Linked DNA regions of Homo sapiens: regions 2 and 3 are each linked to region 1. The links are chromatin loops, found by intact Hi-C in ENCODE. Cell type or tissue: OCI-LY7. All regions are shown on one strand.

Evidence for each region. Hi-C counts contacts between places; a loop is a spot of excess contacts. Peaks named below come from ENCODE experiments on the same cell type or tissue, not always from the same donor. Only the 100,000 strongest peaks of a DNase experiment are listed, where the experiment ranks them.
Region 2: a loop joins it to region 1, with 4 times the contacts of the local background. A loop is called at or near these places in 2 of 110 quality-filtered maps.
Region 3: a loop joins it to region 1, with 10 times the contacts of the local background. A loop is called at or near these places in 14 of 110 quality-filtered maps.

Annotation. Positions count from the first base shown.
Region 1 is chr4:80,609,909-80,612,408 of GRCh38, forward strand. The region is part of intron 3 of CFAP299 (cilia and flagella associated protein 299); the gene reads left to right. Among named protein-coding and RNA genes, the nearest start is that of CFAP299, 280 kb to the left of the region's middle. In OCI-LY7, no CTCF peak of the experiment used is centred here; DNase peaks (open chromatin) are centred at 473, 1,113 and 1,673; H3K4me3 peaks cover 2,143 bases; H3K27ac peaks cover 2,500 bases.
Region 2 is chr4:80,485,700-80,488,199 of GRCh38, forward strand. The region is part of intron 2 of CFAP299 (cilia and flagella associated protein 299); the gene reads left to right. Among named protein-coding and RNA genes, the nearest start is that of CFAP299, 150 kb to the left of the region's middle. In OCI-LY7, CTCF peaks have their summits at 1,098 and 1,301; a DNase peak (open chromatin) is centred at 1,112; H3K27ac peaks cover 1,682 bases.
Region 3 is chr4:80,364,610-80,367,109 of GRCh38, forward strand. The region is part of intron 2 of CFAP299 (cilia and flagella associated protein 299); the gene reads left to right. Among named protein-coding and RNA genes, the nearest start is that of CFAP299, 30 kb to the left of the region's middle. In OCI-LY7, CTCF peaks have their summits at 1,500 (motif pointing right) and 1,700; a DNase peak (open chromatin) is centred at 1,542; H3K27ac peaks cover 1,954 bases.

The sequences.
Region 1 (2,500 bases):
AGCTAAAAATTCTAGACTATGTTTGAACCAACCAAATGCACTTTAATAGGCCTATCCTTATCCAGATTATATCTGGGCATAATTTTACCCACAGGATGTTTTTAAAGACTTTTAAAAAGGCTGAATAATGCTTATTAGTGTCTATAGATTTGCAGAGAATTTGCTTACTTATTTTATTTTTATGCTTTATAAGGTAGTTCTAAGTAATTTATTAATTGAAGAGATTCTGGTTCCTCCTTGTGTCTCTTCTTTCTGATCACTTTAATAATCCTTTTAATTTGATAAATGCTCTAAAAAAAATGACACTAGTGAAGTGTGGACAGAAATGAGAGTCTGCTCTCTGTTCTTAGAAGACAGCACACTGATTTCCCTGGAGTGAATATTGCTGAACCCAGCAGCACTTCCAGTGTCCCCCAACCCCTAACCTGGACTTAGTACTGAAGTGGTAAAAATATTCACATTTAAGAAAGCAAGAGCAAAATCTAACAAAACGGTATGCAAATTTAGTACCTACAGAGAAATAGCCACTTCTCATTTTTGTCTCCCATTCTATCTTCTGTCTTTCCTAGGTCACTGTCACATTCTTTCTCAGGTTATAGTAATTCATACTTTATCTTCTCTATTTTACAACCTTAATTTTCTGAAATTCAGTTTCTTAGCTCAGCACCTTAAAAATAATAGTACAGAATGTATATTAGTTTAGTTAGTGCCATTTAAAGAACTTTTTAAAAAAAGTTTTCATCAAAATGGACCTAAAGCTAAAAAGTCCTTTGGGACATTATTTCTGATACCATAAAATCTACAAAGTTCCTTTCTAGATGCAAACCCATCGATTCTATTCAATGATAATAATAAAGGCTCTTTTATACCCAGATGGCTATCTCAAATCTTGTTATCAGCCCTCCAACTTAGTTGTAGGAGGGTTTCATCAGTCATGGTTATATTGCTCTGGGTGGCTGATAACCATTGTGCTATTATTAGTTGGGTGATGAGCTGGTCACCCTGTAAGTTTCTTTAAGTTGTTCTATCAGCCCTCCAAAAGTAAGTGCAAATAAACGGGTTCCAAACCCCTTTAGAGCACACTGTAAATCTTTGTAACTTCATGGCCAAATGGTAAACCGCAGGACCACATGACTCAATTCCCTTGAGACAGTCATGTTATTCCTGTCAGACTTTTCTTCCCTCATTCATCAGCTGGAAGCTTTCATCTCCTTTTAAAGTCATGGCCTTTCAAGTAGGGGTGAAATTACACCTGTCAGTAATAAATGTTCTCAGTGCTCTCCATCATTCTGTCTTTTCACAAAAGATATTAAAAGGAAGCATAGCTTATTCCACATTTTAACACCATGTTTTTTTCTTTCTCCACTTTTAGATACCTTCCTGTTATGTAATTGTTGAGCAAAGTTTTAAAATATTCACTAAATCAGGGGACATGTGGGAATGCTGGGCAAATTAGCTTCCATGTGAACTATACATTATATTCAATAACTACATTAAACTTATTTGACAGAATGATTTAACTGTATACACAATCTACAACGGCAATCTAAATGTGCCCTTTAGCACACTTGTTCTGTTTATTTTTTCTAAGTTACACTCTGATAACTTTGTGGTTGCCCATAATACCATACAGCAGGTGCACCTGTGTAGCCACCATTTTATTTACATAGAGAACAAAGTTAATGTTTTATCAAATCCAGACCACACCTGCATTGGGACACTTGTAGGAAGCAGGGTTCAAATCAAAATTGCAATTTGCTTTTAGCCTGATATTTGAACTCCACTGAGCAAACTCTTTTGAGTTCTCTTGGACGTTTTGAGGATTCGGCTCTTAACTCCCTGTTAACTGAAGGATGAAATGGGAGCTGGAAGACTGAATATGTTACCTGAAAACCCTGTCACTCACTATTGTAGGTCTTGACTCAAGAATAACTGAATTGTGTCATTACAGCCTACACCATACACTGTCCCAAGCAGAGAATTCTTCAAGTACAAGTGTATTTGGCTTGATATACCTGATTATGAGGGCAAATATTTTTGTAAATTTTCTAATGCTGAACCAGATTAATGAATAAATGCTGTGTGAAATTCACAAATCGTCGATGATGGTCATGCTCTAAAGCTTTGTTGTTTTGTTTTATTTTATCCCTTATAGGGACAGTATGTGCCATTTTTTTTTTGTAGATTAGTGATACTGCAAAGAATCCATACAAACACATAACCTCCCACAATTATTAGCAAACCATCGTGTTTTATTTTTTCCAGAACACAAAGGAAGTATATAATTTCTCTATTTTTATACCCCATTTCTTACATTCTGTCTTTTCTTATCTCCTTCCTCTTCAGGAGAAAAATAAAATAGTAAACTGAAAAACAGACCCTAAAACTCAGTGAGAGGGATAGATTGCCTCAATTTGTCACTAAACTAAAAAAAATTATCTCAAAGCACAATGCTGATTTAATTTCTCTGGAAATGATTACACATTTATCATTAGAGTTT
Region 2 (2,500 bases), 120 kb before region 1:
GGAAAGAAAAAAGGATAGATGAAGCAAATATGTCAATGTTAACTAAAAACATTAAGTCTTTATCTGAATATATTTTAATGCATCAAAATTATGCATTTTCACATACGTAGTAAAGGCCCTTTTAATTTCATTCTTCATAATGCATTTTTTGCTCTCTGCTACAATGCCTTAGCCACTAATAATCTAGATTTAATTTTCATTATGAAGCATTATAGTCCATGTAATTTAAACCTAGTCGCTAAATTCTGTTTTACTTTTTATTATATATTTATTTTTTTAGAGTTGTGGTTTGGCTGCGTTGCTCAGGCTGGACTCAAACTCCTGGCCTCAAGTGATTCTCCCGCCTTAGCCTCCCAAGTAGCTGGGTGTACAGGAACATGCCACCACACCCAGCTGAAATTCTAACCTAGCCACATGAATGACTATTAAGTTCTGCTTGCTTGGTCTTAAATAATATTTGGTTACTTGGTGTCCACAAGTTAGTAGTGGAAATGGAGACAATGTGTGAAGCTGCATTTCTGGAAGGGCACTAAGTGCCTCTCACTACCCTTGTTTTCTAGAGGAAGCCTGCAAATGCCAGTAATTTCTACACCCAGGGCTGCCTGCCTAGGGGTCAAATTGTAGCTGTGTTTTCTGAAACATGCTTCTGAGATGCAGATTCCAAAATGTGGGGGTTCTACTTAGCCCTTGCTCACCAAACCCAGGATACAGAGAAGTTCTTGTTCAGGTTTGGCTGCTAAAGGAAAAAGTTCTAGCCCTAATATTGAGTTTTAGGACTTTCAGGATCTCTAGGTGACTTGTCTTTGGTTGCCAGAAAAATAGCCCAAACATTCTTCTCTTGGGGAAAAAGACATTAATTTGATTGATCTGTGAGGATGCAATGCAATAAGAAAACAAAATGTGCCTTCTCTCACCCCGTTAGGGTTCTTGTGCTTTCTAAAGAGAAATATCCCAGGCCTCAGCACTGTGTATCTCTGTCAGTACACCCTACCTGAAGGTTGACTACATCTTGGCTGCCCCGAGGCATACATATGACCAATGCCTCTGCCTGGGTAGCTCTAAAAGTTTTTTGAGTCTCAGTTTCTATAGCCTCTGTAGGGGGCAGCTTTGATTCACAGATCCGTTAAAAAGCCCACCTGCATTTAGTCTAGTGGCCAGCATTGGCTGGGGCCCTCATTAGTTGTGTTTGGGTTTCTACACAATGTCCCAGGGTAGCCAAGAGATTAAATGTCAGTAATGCACAGTAGTGTGGCTCAAAGTGGGAGAAGACTTTTTGTGCTAGAAGCCAGCCAGCTTCTCTGAGAGTAGTGCTTGAGTTCACAACCTCTTCAACTCCTGGAGACCACTGTGAATTTAGTTAGAATCAAGGCCTATATATTATATTTAAAATACCTTAACAATGAAGTAAATTTGATTCAACTCCTTTAACCTTTCCGGAAACTAGCATAAAATAACTCAACTCCCTTTAACAAGAATTTCTGTGGGAGAATTTTATATATACCATTTCTAATGAGAACTCCCCTTAAGTCTTTGAAATTGCTTTTCTTAATTTACTGGTGAATGTAACATTCAAAATGGTCTTACTCTCCAAGTATGTAGCACTGTATCACTTCTCAGCAGGTATTTTAATTCTTAAAAATAATGTTATCTGTGGGATTTTAATTTACAGAGGCTATCAGTTTTGACTATTAGACAAGACTGAGGAGCAGATCATCGATCTCTTTCTAGTATCTTGTGCCATAGTTTTTGTTAGACTCTCCAAAAGGCAACTTGGGGAGAAAGAGGAAAGGGATGGCTGCCCATTCACCATATTCTCCTTAAGTTACTTCCTTGGAGTCTAGAAGGCAGAGAGGGGTCTGATTTAGCCCTTTTTAGCTAAGCATTTTGGTTATTAACATCAGCAAGGATTATTCAAGAGGTTTAGGGAGATCAAGCTGTGTGTGCACCACAGGGATGAAAAAAGAGGAATAAGTATGGAAGCTGAGTGCATCGAATCTGAATTTCTCTGTTTTGTTCATAATCAATACTCATATGTTTTTCCTGCATTGCAACTATCAAGACTCTAAGTTATTACATACTTAGGCCTAAAATAACTTACATTAACAGAAGGGAGATGGCCAGCAAAGAGCCATAGGTTCATGATTCAATACTTCTCTCACATTGTTCTGCTAATTAGTCATCGATGGGAATATGTGATAGATGGAAAAGTAATGATGGTTCAGTACCCTGTCTGTTTTCTGTATTTCTAATAGAAACTGGTGGTATAGCATATAGCACCTCCAAATTCTTATGCATGCTAGTTTTTAAAACATCATGACCACAAATAGGCTTGATACCAAAAGTTAATAATAATCTTGGACAAAATACTAATATAGATAAAATGTAAAATAATGATTTGGACAAAGTACTGTTGCCTATTGGTATACAAATTAATCTGTGATGAGATCTCTAGGAATGTTAAAGTACATTAAGCTTTCATATGTTTTAAGTAGTAAAATGG
Region 3 (2,500 bases), 250 kb before region 1:
TTTAAGTTCAGGGGTATGTGTGCAGGATGTGCAGGTTTGTTATAGGTAAACATGTGCCATGGTGGTTTGTTGCACAGGTCATCCCATCACCTAGGTATTAAGCCCAGCATCTATTAGCTATTCTTCCTGATGCTCTTGCTTCAACCAAGCCCCACTTTGACAGGCTCACTGTGTGTCATTCCCCTCCATGTGTCCTGTCTATGTGTTCTCATCATTCAGCTCCCGCTTGGAGGTGAGAACATGCAGTGTTTGGTTTTCTGCTCCTGTGTAAGTTTGCTGAGGAAAACGGCTTCCAGCTCCATCCATGTTCCTGCAAAGGACATCATCTCATTCTTTTTATGGCTGCATAGTATTCCATGGTATATATGTACCATATTTTCTTTTTTCAGTCTATCATTGATGAGCATTTGGGTTGATTCATGTCTTTGTTATTGTGAACAGTGCTGCAATGAACATGTACATGCATGTATCTTTATAATAGAATGATTTATATTCCTTTGGGTATATACTCAGTGTTGGAATTACTGGGTCAAATGCTATTTCTGTCTCTAGGTCTTTGAAGAATTGGCAAACAATGGTTGAATAATTTACACTCCCACCAACAGTGTAAAAGTGTTCCTTTTTCTCCACAACCTTGCCAACATCTGTTGTTTTTTGACTTTTTAATAATCACCATTCTGACTGGCATGAGATGGTATCTCATTGTGGTTTTGATTTGCCTTTCTCTAATGATCAGTGACGTTGAGCTTTTTCTTATATGTTTGTTGGCCGCATGTATGTCTTCTTTTGAAAAGTGTCTGTTCATGAAGCAAAGGACCTTTTGGTATGTAATGCAACATATTCACAGTTCTTAAGATTAGAGAATGGATATCCTTAATCCCATTAATGTGAGAAAGGGGCATTCTGCTTATCACAGGTAATTTATATAAAATCTCAGGAATTTACCGAACATAGTTATTCACTATCAACTTCTATTCTTGGAAAATTGAAATGAGGCTAGTTTTCTGTGTACAATGTAATGTTTGAAATGTGTCTTATGTAAAACATCAGGGAGAGTCTTTTCTTTTTGTGAGAATCAGTCAATGTCTATCAGTCAGAAGCAGAAGTGGAAATATTTTTGTGAGATTTTACAAGGAATTCCTGTAAATTCACATGCAATTTTATGAGTGATATAAGCTATTTCATATCAAGACGAGTTATTCATGTTTAAAGTCTAAGTTCTATTGACATCACATGTCCATTTTGTGTTTGAGGATCAAAGTAGGTATTTCCTCTATGCAATAGTCTCTTTAACTGGTCAGAGCTGGAAGTCATCAGGCTACTTATGAGCCAGTTTTGGGAGACTAATCCCCATTCAGAGCTGCTAGAATTTGAAGGCCCTTTCATCTGCAGATCTTCTCTGGTTGCCTTTGTAATGGGATGGGTACCATATGTTGCCTTTTGCCCCATGTGGTAGTCCATTCCCTTCCAGGTTCATTTAGTGTTGTTGACAGCAGGGCCAGCAGATGGTGTCCTAGAGCCAAATATGTCCTGTGCCTATATTTGTTGGAGGATCACTTTGAAAATATGCATGAACATCTGACTGCCAGCCAGCTGGCAACTTGGAAACACTTGGTTCCACTATCAGATCATCTTACATTAACTTCTTTAATATGCAGGTGAGCAACTCCAAGTAGGTCACAATTCTTTGGTCTAGCAATCATAGAGCACCTATTTCGAGAAGTGCTGGTATCTAGGAGTATGTTAATTACTCACAATAGCTTCACAGGGGAAAAAGTCTGGAGAGATGAAAGTTAAAGATATCAGGAAGGTATATTTTGATTAGGGATGTTCAAGAAGAAGGCAAAAATGCTAAAAAAATATTTTGGGCTTCTATTCAGTCTTTCACAAATTAGACAACCATAGTGCATTAGGCTCTGTGCTGTAGGCTCTGGGAATACAATAGAAAACAAGACTTAGTTCTCACCCTCAAGAAGCTTGAAGACTAGAGAAATGAAAGGCATTACATTGTTGGTGGGAATGGAAAATGGAAAACAGTTTGGCAGGTCTTCAAAAAATTCAACGTAGAGTTACTATATGACCCAGCAATTCTACCAAACACATATTCAAGGGAATTGAAAAACCTAAGTCCACTTAAAAACTCATATACAAATGTCAGTAGCAGTATTATTCATAGTAGTTAAAAGGTAGAAATTGTCCAACCCATCAACTGATGAATGGATAAAAAATTTGGTACCTAAGTGTAATAAAATACTATTCAGTCATCAAAAGGTATAAAGTAGTGTTACATGCAACAACATGAAAAACCTTAACACATTAGGGTAAGCAAAGGAGGCTAGAAAAAAAAGACTACTTACTGCATGATACCATTTATATAAAATGTCCAGTATCAGTAAATCTATAGAGACAAGTAGATTCATGGTTTCCAAGGACTGGATGGAAGGGAGATTGGACAATGACTGCTAATGAATATGAGGTTTCTTCTTGGTGTGATAATATG